2 separate regions of the Homo sapiens genome follow, and region 1 is linked to region 2. Evidence: chromatin contacts called from ENCODE Hi-C or POLR2A ChIA-PET data. All regions are on one chromosome and are shown on one strand. Each heading gives the region's core, a stretch centred on a gene start or an enhancer-like site at or near the end of the contact. The rest is flanking DNA. Distances are from core to core; before and after follow the strand shown.

Evidence for each region. Hi-C counts contacts between places; a loop is a spot of excess contacts on that map. ChIA-PET counts read pairs that join two places held with the same protein, here RNA polymerase II (POLR2A). Pooled maps may share reads with other maps.
Region 1: a loop to region 2 is called in a map of B cell, with 2.2 times the contacts of the local background. The contact joins two enhancer-like sites. A Hi-C loop is called at or near these places in 13 of 168 maps with a recorded cell type or tissue (B cell, CD4-positive, alpha-beta memory T cell, CD8-positive, alpha-beta T cell and 8 more), 25 of 37 single-sample maps with no recorded cell type and 17 of 50 pooled maps. POLR2A ChIA-PET finds 5 or more read pairs at or near these places in 28 of 52 experiments (AG04449, AG04450, B cell and 21 more).

What each region holds. Positions count from the first base shown.
Region 1 is chr15:55,217,001-55,223,212 of GRCh38, forward strand. The region is part of intron 6 of RAB27A (RAB27A, member RAS oncogene family); the gene reads right to left. Among named protein-coding and RNA genes, the nearest start is that of RSL24D1, 23 kb to the left of the region's middle. RefSeq lists an enhancer at 6,080-6,149. Within about 2 kb of position 4,336, at least 11 of the 41 ENCODE cell types and tissues checked have a DNase peak (open chromatin) inside an H3K27ac peak, as active enhancers do; they include B cell, CD8-positive, alpha-beta T cell and natural killer cell, where a contact is called at or near this core.
Region 2 is chr15:55,251,763-55,258,081 of GRCh38, forward strand. The region is part of intron 2 of RAB27A (RAB27A, member RAS oncogene family); the gene reads right to left. Among named protein-coding and RNA genes, the nearest start is that of RAB27A, 35 kb to the right of the region's middle. Within about 2 kb of position 4,094, at least 5 of the 41 ENCODE cell types and tissues checked have a DNase peak (open chromatin) inside an H3K27ac peak, as active enhancers do; they include B cell, CD8-positive, alpha-beta T cell and natural killer cell, where a contact is called at or near this core.

The DNA.
Region 1 (6,212 bases), core at 3,086-5,585, 35 kb before region 2:
ATAAGAGCTCTAACTTTTCAAGTTACTCATGCTAAAAGACACACAATATTAACAAGACATACTTTAGATTTGTAACTCCAAATTCAAGTAACAAACTTCTTTCAATTAAAAGTATACTTTCTTGCCATTTGTAAACCTCTAGGTCATGGGACCAGGAGTCAGGTTAACAACTTTAAAAATCCTTAGACTAATCACTCAGAGTTTTCTGAGCAATTTGAGGCAGTAAGATTTTCATTTCTACAGGAATAAGTGAATAGAGTTCACTCCACTCTCAGCTCTGTGCCAGTAATTGGGCTGTAATCTCATCTAGCAAACTAGATGAGAGCCATAGAAAAGACCCTGAATTAAGACTTTCTTTCCATAAGAAAATGATGTTCCAGGCTGGAGGCGGTGGCTCACCTGTAATCCCAGCACTTTGGGAGGCCGAGACTTGTGCATCACTTGAGGCCAAAAGTTCAGGATCAACCTGGCCAACATGGTGAAACCTCGTCTTTACTAAAAAAAATATATAAAAATTAGCTGGGCACAGTGGTGCACACCTGTAGCCCCAGCTACTCGGGAGGGTGAGGCAGGAGAATCGCTTGAACCTGGGAGGCAGAGGTTACAGTGAGCCAAGATCGTGTCACTGCACTCCAGCTGGGTGACAGAGCTACACTCCATCTCAAAAAAAAAAAAAAAAAAAAAAAAAAAAAAAATTCAAGAGGATGTATTGTTCCCATTTTAACCATAGAAAGAGTGCTATTGTTCCTTTTCTCCACATGGTGGTGCTAATGTAGCACCACCATGGAGCCGTATTGCCAAAGACGAAAAAATTCAGCACTGCTCATCGTTATTACCAGTCTGTAAGTGGCCACTTAAAGGCCATTTGGAGTACATGGAGACCATTAATTATAATGCATTTCCAAAAATAGATTAATCACAAATTTTAAAATAAAAAATTTAAGTAAACAGATTCAAATCAATGAGAGGGGCATAAGCATTTGCAGTTTTTCACCAAGATCTTGCTTGTGGCGTAGGTCAGCATCCTGATTTCTTTTCCATTATTTATTCTCACAAAACTAAAAGATCCTAAATCTCAGTTAGAGGTTGCCAGGAATAACAGCAAGTATGTTTGGTGGTTCTGTCAAATGGCTGTAGATATTTGGCTCACATGTAGATCTAGAAATTATGAACAAACGTCTCACTAAAGTGAGAAGTGAGTTTCACACTACTTTTCACAGTCTGTTGGATGCTAATTGAACAACATTTCCAGGAAATGGCTGGTGTGCTGACTGTTTGAACCTGGGATATTGCAGCAAATGAAATCCAGATCCTCTGCTGAGTTAAATGGAGCTCTGTGAATCAGTCTTGTATGTTTGACTTATTTGTGTACTTTTCAAACATGCCCAATGCTACATCGCTAAGTTATTTCTCAAATCAAGAAAAGATGTAATCAAGTTTTAAAAGACTAAACTATTAGAGATCAAGCTATTTGTACCGCATTTCATCTAGTTCAAACTAGAGAAAACAGTGAGCATGCTGTTGAATTAAGCTACTTGAAATCCCTGAAATGATCCATACTGATATTATTAATGTTGTAAATAAATATTTTTAATTCCTCTTTCATTCCAGAACTCTTGAGCATCTTCCTCAGCAATAACCAGCAGCCTTCAGCAGGGAGAACATCATCTTAAATTTGCTGCCCATTTCTTTGCACAGTACACAAAATATGTACATTCAGTTGTCATTCTTAGTTCACATTCTTTTTTTTTTTTTTTTTAGAGGCAGAGCCTCGCTCTTTTGCTCAGGCTGGAGTGCAATGGTGTGATCTTGGCTCACTGCAACCTCTGCCTCCTGGGTTCAAGCAATTCTCCTGCCTCAGCCTCCCAAGTAGCTGGGATTACAGGCACCCACCATCATACCCAGGTAATTTTTATATTTTTGTAGAGACGGGGTTTCACCATGTTGGCCAGGCTGGTCTCGAACTCCTGAGCTCAGGTGATCCACCCACCTCAACCTCCCAAAGTGCTGGGATTACAGGCATGAGCCACCATGCCCAGCTTTAGATCATATTCACATTTTTCTCTATTTTCCTCAACTCTGAATCAAGAACAAAGGCTTATTATGACCACCAACTATCCTCTGTGAATAAAGTATGGACAGACATTTCAACGCAACCATATTTAGTCACAGAGTGAAGCCCTTGTCTGCTCACTTGTGGTTGGTGCTCCCTCACTACCAATGCCAAGGTCCCTTCCCAGCCTATATCATAGGTGATGTAATTAACTGGGTGAGAAAAAAAATCTTCCTCTCTTTAGCATGGATTTTCCAATGAGAAGTCATTGAGCATATTTCACTCACTCATGCATGGCACAAGTAGACAATTGGTTCATATCCTGTACAAGAATGACTTTGTCCAAAGAAAATATCTGCTAGCATGCTCACCTGTCAAGCAAAATGTTTGCTAGCATGCGTCTTTGATAGGAACTCAAAGTGTTGTCTTGAACCAGCAGCAGCAACATCTAGAAACTGATCATCAGTATACATTTGTGGGCTCCAACCCAGACCTACTGAATCAGAAACTGCGGGACCCAGTGTTCAGGTGATTGATTCTGATGCACACTGAAGCTTGAGATCTAATAGTGTCTTCCAAAAGAGGAATGTTGCCAATATTTCATTCAGCTTTCTCTTCTACTTGTCACTGACTTCGTAGCTATCTTTTTAAAGTGTTTCAGTAACCATGTGAACTGTAATCACTTGGCTGGCAGGAGTGCAAATTTGAACAACTTTCTGTTTTGTTCTCTTCTCCAACTTCATTGACAATATCACTCAATATAATACATTGGAAACCATTATGTTGCATTTGTTCCAGGAAAATTCAATTGGTTTACCACAGAGATCACTTTGATTTGTTAGGAAGTGACCTAAGAGCTTCATATTACAATTTAACCAAGTTTCACAGCAAAAACAAACAAACAACAACAAAAAAAAAAACATGGAAAATTAGCGGTAGACTCTTAGGCCACTACAAATTTTTTTTCTGATATTCATTATCATGCATACAATTTGCCCTTTACATTTTTGTCTGTTGTATGAAGTCCTCATTCTCAAATTTACTTGTCCCAGCACACACAGATTAACATTCCATTTTCGCACTGTAGTGTTCTTTATTAGGCTTACAAAGTTCTTCTGAGACATGGTGTTTGATTCTTTGATATGTCTATTCCAGAGAACCAATTGTAAACCAATGATCTGGGGTTTTTTTGTTTGTTTGTTTGTTTTTGTTTGTTTGTTTGTTTTGTTTTGAGACAGAGTTTTGCTCTTGTTGCCCAGGCTGGAGTGCAATGGTGCGATCTTGGCTCACTGCAACCTCTGCCTTACCAGGGTTCAAGCGATTCTCCTGCCTCAGCCTCCCAAGTAGCTGGAATTACAGGTGCCCGCCACCACACCTGGCTAATTTTTTGTATTTTTAGTAGAGATGGGGTTTCACCATGTTGGCCAGGCTGGTCTAGAACTCCTGACCTCCGGTGATCCACCTGCCTTGGCCTCCCAAAGTGCTGGCATTGCAGGTATGAGCCACCACACCTGGCCCCAGTGATCTGTTTTTATGAATTGAGAATAGAAGACAGCATAATAGTAACAAAAAATGTAAATTTATCAAACAACATACAAATTATATGAAGATATGCCATAAACTTTATCCTGTTTTCTGACTGTTAGCACATGGATAAACTAAACAATATAGTCCTTTAGTGCATGTGTAACCAGTGTAAATGTTCTAAGAATGAAACAAAACATCTGTGAAAATAATCATTAAAGTTATATGCCATATTTGTGAAATGCATGTGAACCAAATTTTTCCATCATATTTTCCTCTAAAAGTGCCAAACAGCCTACCAAACTACATGGTATGCTTTCTGTATCCTAAGGGACTCTGTTTCTAGCCCTTTCCTTTCTTCAAGGGTTTCAATCATTATCTGCTAAATCCTCTTTTCTCATTTTAACCCAATTCAAAAACTATAGATTGAGCTCCTCTCTATGAAATACTCCATAACCATCGTGACCTGGGCACAGGTCAAAGACAGTCCCCCACACCCCTCAGATACCCCATATGACAGAAGGCAGGGTTAGGCTCTGTGAAACCAGACAGGCTGTGGAATCCTAAGACCGAGGGCACAGGAAACAAGCAAAGGGCTGAAAAAGCCCACAGGGGCAAGAAGTCAAGCCTGACCCTCCCCCAGTACTTGAGAATATACTTGAATGTGCTTGTTTGATCTAGCTAACTCCTCTAACTGCCTTTTTCTTTTTTTTCTTTGCATTTACTGACATACTCTCAAAAGAATGCTCTAGGATCCATGGTTTCCATTGCTTCATCACTTACTTCCTCCTTACCCATTGCAACATACCTCACAGCTTCAACACTACAGCATTCTCTGTGGTAATCGTTCTCTCCCTGTTTCTTTTCCACTACGTTACATGAGTGCCTCTCAGGGGAGCAGGGGGACATTTCAGACTGGCCGGTAAGACTCTGTCAGCCTCCCCCTCAGAATCACCTAAGTCACTGGTTCTCAACCATTGCACATGAAGATCACGTGGGGAGATTTTAAAAGATACCAATGCCCAGGCTTTGTAATGAGTCAGCTTGGCTAGGCTAAACAACATTTCCCAGAATGCCCTTTCTGGTTAGGGTGGGCCACAAAAGAGATTTGGGGGCAATTTTGGGGGTAGGAAGTGAAGCAACCTCCATTTCATAGCCCTCATATATTGTCGCTTATCTGCTGGCTCATCTTATTGTCATAAACCTGCAACTAGACCTGCACCTGGGCCAGGTGATGTTGTTAGCCCTGTGACAAAGGGCCCCAGTTTCTGCAGGACACCCACACCAGCCAGGTCAGAGGCAACAGGAAGTGACATGGGTTTTAGTCCCTCATTATGGGCACCAGCTGGTTCTCACTTTTTCCATCCATCCCCCATTTCACATCCTTCTCCCCTTCCTGTCTGACTGTCCTGTCCTTCAGGCTTCAGCATCAGACACAAAGACAACACCTTACAGAGACTACTTACCCAGCTCCCACAATTGCATATGCTCAAATTCCTGTAACAGATCCCTTCATGTATAGGTATGCTTCTTCAAGTGAACCCTGCCTGAGAAACTCCTCCAAACCAATTATGTCTGATGGTCAGAGGTGAAGCCCAGACATGAGAATGTGTTAAAAGTTCTCTGGATGTTTCTAACATGGTTAAACACCATCTGCCCTAGGGTAAAAACCTCTACATGCAATTGCAAATCCTTGCCAGAGTAAGCCTATAGTGGATGGGAATCCTTCAGCTGAGCTAGCCTTGAGAAAAACCTAAAATCCTGCCCTACTCTATGTGTTTTTCCTGATTTATTCTTCCTTTTCCTTTTTCACAAAGCTAGCCTCTGCCCACCTCACAGACCACTGCAATCTATCAATCTCTAGTCTTTCCTCCCTCCCCACCTATAGCCTATAGACTGATCTGGAAATGTAAACATAACATCCCTCCATGCTCAAAGGCTTTCAGCAACTCCCTGTCCTCCAGGGATCAAATCTAATCTCCTTACCTGGTATTCAAACCCCTCCAGAGTCTGGCTTCTTCCTACCTGGCCAACCTATCCTCCCCCTCCCTTCCCACTATAAACCCTACCAGCTTTCTGAACCTCCATCAACCAAAGAAAGAATAAAGCAGTGATCACACAATAAAAAGGGAAAGGTTTTCTCTTGGCCTTCTTGGATTCTGCTAACCACCAAAGCCACAAACTAGGTAACATCCCCTACACCATCTACACCATCTCTATTTCCCTCCCCTCCCTTCTCAACCCACTTGCTTCCTTCCTCTTTTAATGCTATTAAGGGTTTGAATTTACATATGGGTTCTCATTGTGTGAGAGGCAGAAAGAAAGTAAAGTAAAAATTCCTTTTAGAGGCACCCTTAACACTTTAATACTTTAATAAGCAGCAGCTGACCACTTCTTTCATGTCCAGTTCATGCTGCTGCTGCTGCTGCTGCTGCTATGATCCTATTCCCAGAACTCAAGGAGAACGACAGTATTTTGCTGACCCTCCACCACAAGACCATAGACTAAGCCAAAGGAGATCTCACACTCCTCTCCCAGAATAGAAATTTCAAAACCAGCACCTAATCTGCAATAACCAATAAGCCCTTCTTATATGCTAGCATTCTCTACAATAGTACATGAAGTGGCTTTGAAA
Region 2 (6,319 bases), core at 2,844-5,343:
AAAAGTTCAGATTTTCTCTACTAACTTCATTTTCTTTCTATGAATTCAGAAGAAATTTCTAGTATTAGGCTCAGCTAATGTCTGTGTCATGAGGAGTGTTTTACATGAAAGTACCCTTGCTTGAAACCATTACAAAGTTCCAGGGAAGGAGAAAGCGGCATGAGGTAGAGGGGACAGAGAAACCCCTAGCACTCCCTACCTGGCTTCATGTCAAGGCAGCACAAAATCAACTCCAACCCACAGGGATTAAGTACAAAGGGAGTTTTCAGACAGGTGTTCAAAGTCATACCAAGGTCAAACACCAAGAGACTAAGGAGCAGGTCAACAAAGGGGAAGAGTAGTTTATGGATCTGGGAGTCTTGGAGGTCAGCATTCCAAGAATTCAAGAGGACATCTGGGCAGACAACACAGTTCATTAGAGCCCACAGCAACAGTAGCTAGAAAAGACCGGGGGAGGGTGGTGAGGGATATAAAAACTACATATTGGGTACAATGTACACTATTCAGGTGATGGGTGCACTAAAATCTCGGAATTTACCACTATATTATTCATCCAAGTGGCTGGATACAGTGGCTCACACTTGTAATCCCAGCACTTTGGCAGGCCAAGGCAGGTGGATCACTTGAGGCCAGGAGTTCAACAGCCTGGCCAACATGGGGAAACCCCATCTCTACTAAAAAATACAAAAATTAGCTAGGCGTGGGGACACGTGCCTGTAATCCTAGCTACTCTGAAGGCTGAGGCACGAGAATGGCTTGAACCTGGGAGGCGGAAGCTGCAGTGAGCCAAGATCGCACTACTGTACTCCAGCCTGGGCGACAGAGTGAGATTCCATCTCAAAAAAACGTACAGAATAAAATAATAATTCATCCATGCAGCCAAAAACCCCAAAAGCTATTGATTGATAGACAGACAGACAGACAGATAGATACAGATATACGTATCTATCTATCTATATACAAAAAAAAAGACCCATAGTAGTTGTTGCTTTATCAAAAGCCAGAGAAATGTTCTAACCTTCTAAGTTACAGCAATTTATTCAATCAACTTGCTTTCCTCTACTCTGCCAACCAGTTTGAAAGGCTCCCTGGCCGGGCGCGGTGGCTCACACCTGTAATCCCAGCACTTTGGGAGGCCAAGGCGGGTGGATCACGAGGTCAAGAGATCGAGACCAGCTGGCCAACATGGTGAAACCCCAGCCCTACTAAAATTACAAAAATTAGTTGGGCATGGTGGCATGTGCCTGTAATCCCAGCTACTCAGGAGGCTGAGGCAGTAGAATCACTTGAACCCAGGAGGCGGAGGTTGCAGTGAGCCAAGATCGTGCCACTGCACTCCAGCCTGGGTGACAGAGCAAGACTCTGTCTCTGAAAAAAAAAAAAAGAAAGAAAGGCTCCCTAATGGCCAGGCGTGGTGGCTCATGCCTATAATCCCAGCACTTTGGAAAGCCAAGGCTGACAGATCACCTGAGGTCAGGTATTCGAGACCAGCCTGGCCAACATGGTGAAACCCATCTCTACTAAAAATACAAAAATTAGCCGGGCACGGTGGCGGGTGCCTATAATTCCAGCTACCCCAGAGGCTAAGGCAGGAGAATCGCTTGAACCAGGGAGGCAGAGGTTGCAGTGAGCCAAGATCGTGCCACCGCACTCCAGCCTGGGTGACAGAGCGAGACTCCGTCTCAAAGGAAAAAAAAAAAGAAAGGCTCCCTAAGTATTCCAACTAGGTTCCTTCACTAAGTTTCGTTTTCCTACCTAGGCAGATGGAAAGCCAAGCATCCAGGTTAGAACTTAGTCCCCCAAGGCCATACCTTGTCTCTGTCCTCAGCTAAGCCCAGGATAAGGCCATCTATGGAAACAAAGCTCCTATTTTCTTAACATGCCTCTGAGAAAGATATTTGAAGCCTAGAGGTTAAGAACATAAGGGCTAAAATAAGCAGGCAAGAGGGTGACTCAGAAAGAACAAGAGCCTTGTTTAAAAAAAAAAAAGAGTCGGGGAATAAACCTCAATACAGATTTACTAACACAGAAATAAAGACTTTGTGTTAGCAAAGAGACTATGAATCAGCAAGAGAACAACGCAAGAGGATAAAGGAAATTGTAGACAAGAGCAGCATAAACCATGAAGATGTAAGTATCCACGTGTTTATAACATGGATAATTGATAAGTAATAAGTAAGTCTTCAGAAACTATGTTTGAGTGTTCAGGGGAAATCACAAAAACAAGTAACAGTACACTTAATTTTTTAAATGAGGTTGAAATGAGATTCTGCATGAGAGATAACTGTAAAGTAGTAAAAAAGGTTTCAGAAGTCACACATGAAAATCAATCTCATAATTCTACAATCACATTTTAGTATGTCCACATTTTAAAGTATAAAGTTAGACTTTATATACCAACAAATTTGGCTGCAAGGTTTGTAAGTTGAGTTTTGACCTCGAGAAATACCTTCCTATTTTTTAAAGAAAGAAATATTATAATGACATTCCTTTTAAGTTATTACTTTCCTATACATACTTGCTTATCACATAAAAAATATAATTGCTATATAGCCATCAAGCATTAAAAATAAACCAACACATCTAACAATAGGCCTCAATGGTACTAATCTATTTTCCTAGATATATCACTTTAAAACCACATATGAATGTCTAAGAAATAAAAGTTTTTTATTTTTCTTTTAGAATCTACAGCATACAACATGATAAAATTATTTTGTATAAAAATTATAATTTTTAATTAATTTGAAATAATTTCCATTAATTTCTGATGCTTGTAAGCATTTTAGATATACATTCCTTTAGCTCTTATAATATACTTATAAACTGTGAAAAATTCTGAGACAGGAAGGAACAGATATTAAAATTCTATTACTTCTAATCTAAAAGCCCTCCATCTTATGTTCTCTGTAGGAGACAGAAACTCACAAAAGAAAATGTTTGGCTTCTACTATTAAGAAATTGGACATTTTTCACATATATTACAGTGGAAGGGGTTTTACATTTCTTTCAGGCACAAAATATTTATGAACTCGGGAGCAGCCCAAACATAAAGATAAAATGCAGCATGACTTTCCAAACCAAAATCTGCGGCTTATGTCTATGGATTTTTGTGACCCTTTTGGGAAAAGGCAGAGTTGGAAACACAATTTAGTTGTCCAAGTATTAGAACTTTTAAAGCATCTCTTTGATTTATGAAGAAAATGCACAAAAATACGTTAAAGGAGGCAGTACCAGAAAATCCAGCAAGTTGCTCATCACTACACACCTCTATGCACAGATGACATGAGCAATTATTTGTCTTTCCTTCACTTCTGACTGCCAGGGCTCAGGGCTGAGGTCCTATTGACTGCACATAGTATAAGAAAGGGAAGAGAAAGTTGTTTCAACGGCAACATCCTCACCTACTTATGTCTCTTTTCTCCTGGTTCCAGTAATTAACAGAATGATCACAAACTGAAACCAAACTGCAACTCTATCCCTTCCACTCTCACCCTGGAAGCCTGTTCTCATAAATCCATCCTCCTCGGGGTATTCCTTTAATCAATGTTTATTAATATGAATGAATGCTTTGGCTAACTTGTACAGGTCATCTGCCACTTTTAAGTACTCCATTCCCACCTCATGGGTGTGTTTCATCTCTTTGGTACAGTTGCATATTTCCTGAAGAGTCTCATTTTGTGTATTGCTTCTCCACTACCCCTCACCACTGGACAGACAACTGGCCAGCTGTCACTCAAATGCTAATTGTGTCTATCATCTGCTTTCTCTAATAGCCTTTTCCTTCCGCTGGTTCCCTCCATTCCCTGCCAATTTTATTTAGAAGTGACTCAAAAAGTGTTTGGGGACTCCACTGATAGCTGTGCTTTTTTGATAATTAAACCATATTTACATCCAATTCAACAGTATTTGGTAAGCAATTACTACCTTTCCAGTACGGTGCTAGCAACTACGAATGGCATGAAAGAAACACAGGATCCAACTGCTCCCTTCAAGAAGTTGGTAATTAGGGTGAGGTGGAATGATGTACTCATTTACGAAAAAGGACGGATAAGACAATATTATCAGGGAGAAAAACGTCTGGTACACCATGTGCACCAGCCAGCACAAGAAATCAAAAGTGAAAGGGGCTTCAAGTCAAAAGACCTGAACTCTGCTACTTCCTTCCTAGCTATGTGTCCTGTGGTGAGCCAGACAGCTTCCCCACACTGTTTCCTCAATATGGGAATATTTATCTAGCAAGATTATTGGAAGGATTAAAGGGTACATTATGTGAAATGCATTTTATAAACTGTAAACTACTGGGTACATGTAAGATCGTTGTTTTACAAGTCAAGTAGAGGCTGGGAGGTCAGAAAAGGGGAGCAATCTGTCGGGCATGGAGGCTCATACCTGTAATCCCACCTATTCAAGAGACTGAGGTAGGAGGATCACTTGAGCCCAAGAGATCAAAACCAACCTGGGCAACATAATGAGATGCTGTTGTACAAAAATTTTTTTAATTAGCAAGGTGAGGTGGCCTGTGCCAGTAGTCCCGGCTACTCAGAAGGCTGAGGTGGGAGGATCACTTGAGCCCAAGAGTTCAAGGCTGCAGTGAGCCATGACTATGTCACCACACTCCAGCCTGGGTGACAGAGTGAGACCCTGTCTCAAAAAAAGAAAGAAAGAGGGAGCAATCTGACCGTGACTCAAAGCAAGAGCCAGGACCTGAGCTGAGCACCTTCTTCAAAGCCAGGCAAGATTTAGCTAGATAGTGAAGAATAGGATACACAGCATGTTTCATGCAAGGGCATGTTTTGACTTCAATTTAACAAGTATTGAGGAGGCTTGCTAATCATTTCAAAGGATACAAATGTGCCTCAGATATAATCCTCTAAGTACAAAACTGGCTGTAAACTCAAAGGAATGCTTATGAGGTAATGTGACAAATTGAGGAGAGCAGGACGACTAATCCATTGGTATATGGGGTTCCTCTGCCACCATCTGTTTAGACCCAGGATAGGTCACCATCCCTCTGCAGGCCTTGTTTTATCAAATATGAAATAAGAGGTTTGACCACAATGGTCTCTTTCCAACACAGACATTCTATGCTGTATGATTCCAGGTTCAAAGTTCAAAGCTTAGTCATGAGAAATTTAAGTGGGGTCATGGTGACAGTTGTCCCTTCTATCACCTCTCACTCCTTGAAGATGAGAGCCTAGATGAGGGCAGCCGCATGGGAATGGGAAGAAGGGGATCCAAGATACACTAATTTTAAAATAATAGAACAGAGTTCCACATCAGGTGGAAAAGGACACAGCAAAGAGAACACCAAAGAATAAAGCCTAGGGGGCCAGGAGGCCAAAATAATGTTGCCAACAGAAGCAGGACATTTGAAGTGGGGAAGGGAAAGAGTTGGAATGGGCATAAGGTGTTTGTGGGTGGTATCAGATTTTTGGAAGGGAAGGATGATGAGATTGGATCGGGGCAGGTTCAGCATGAGAGATCATCAAAGCCACATGACCAAGAAATGCTTGAAAATCATCCCCAGTCCCTGTGGCCCACATTTACCTCTGCCCTTGAGACAGAGGCAGAGTAGCCAACAGTGAAAGCTCCAAAAAGAGGGCCATGACTGTACAAGCCACAGAAGAGGGAACATGCTGTTAGTTCAGGATGAACAAGACCAAGGATAACAGCAGGGTGCTCTCAGCCAAACTCAATTACACAGGACATGATGGGCAGTCCCTGCTGCTCTGATTAAACTCAGTTTCCAGATACTATCTCCCTGTTGTAAAGTTCTTTATCTGGCAGTGAGTAAAAAGGAAATGTCAGGGAAGACAGCTAGATGTCCTGCACAGCATTCACTCCTCTTAGGAGCCTGCAATAGGCACCTCCTCAGATTCCAAACTTAGGCCTTGCCCATCATCATCCACCACCCATCTGAATGTATCTCAATGAAAACACACACTGGCTGGGCATGGTGGCTCACGCCTGTAATCCCAGCACTTTGGCAGGCCAAAGCTGGCGGATCACCTGAGGTCAAGAGATCGAGACCAGCCTGGCCAACGTGGTAAAACCCTGTCTCTACTAAAAATACAAAAATTAGCCAGGCGTGCAGGTGGGCACCTATAATCCCGGCTACTCAGGAGGCTAAGGCATGAGAATTGCTTGAACCTGGGAGGCAAAGGTTACAGTGAGCTGAGATCATGCCACTGCACTCCAGGCTGAGGCACGAGAATTGCTTGAACCTGGGAGGCGCAGGTTGCAGTGAGCTGAGATCGCACCACTGCACTCCAGCCTGGGCGATACAGCGAGACTCAGTCTCAAAAAAAAAAAAAAA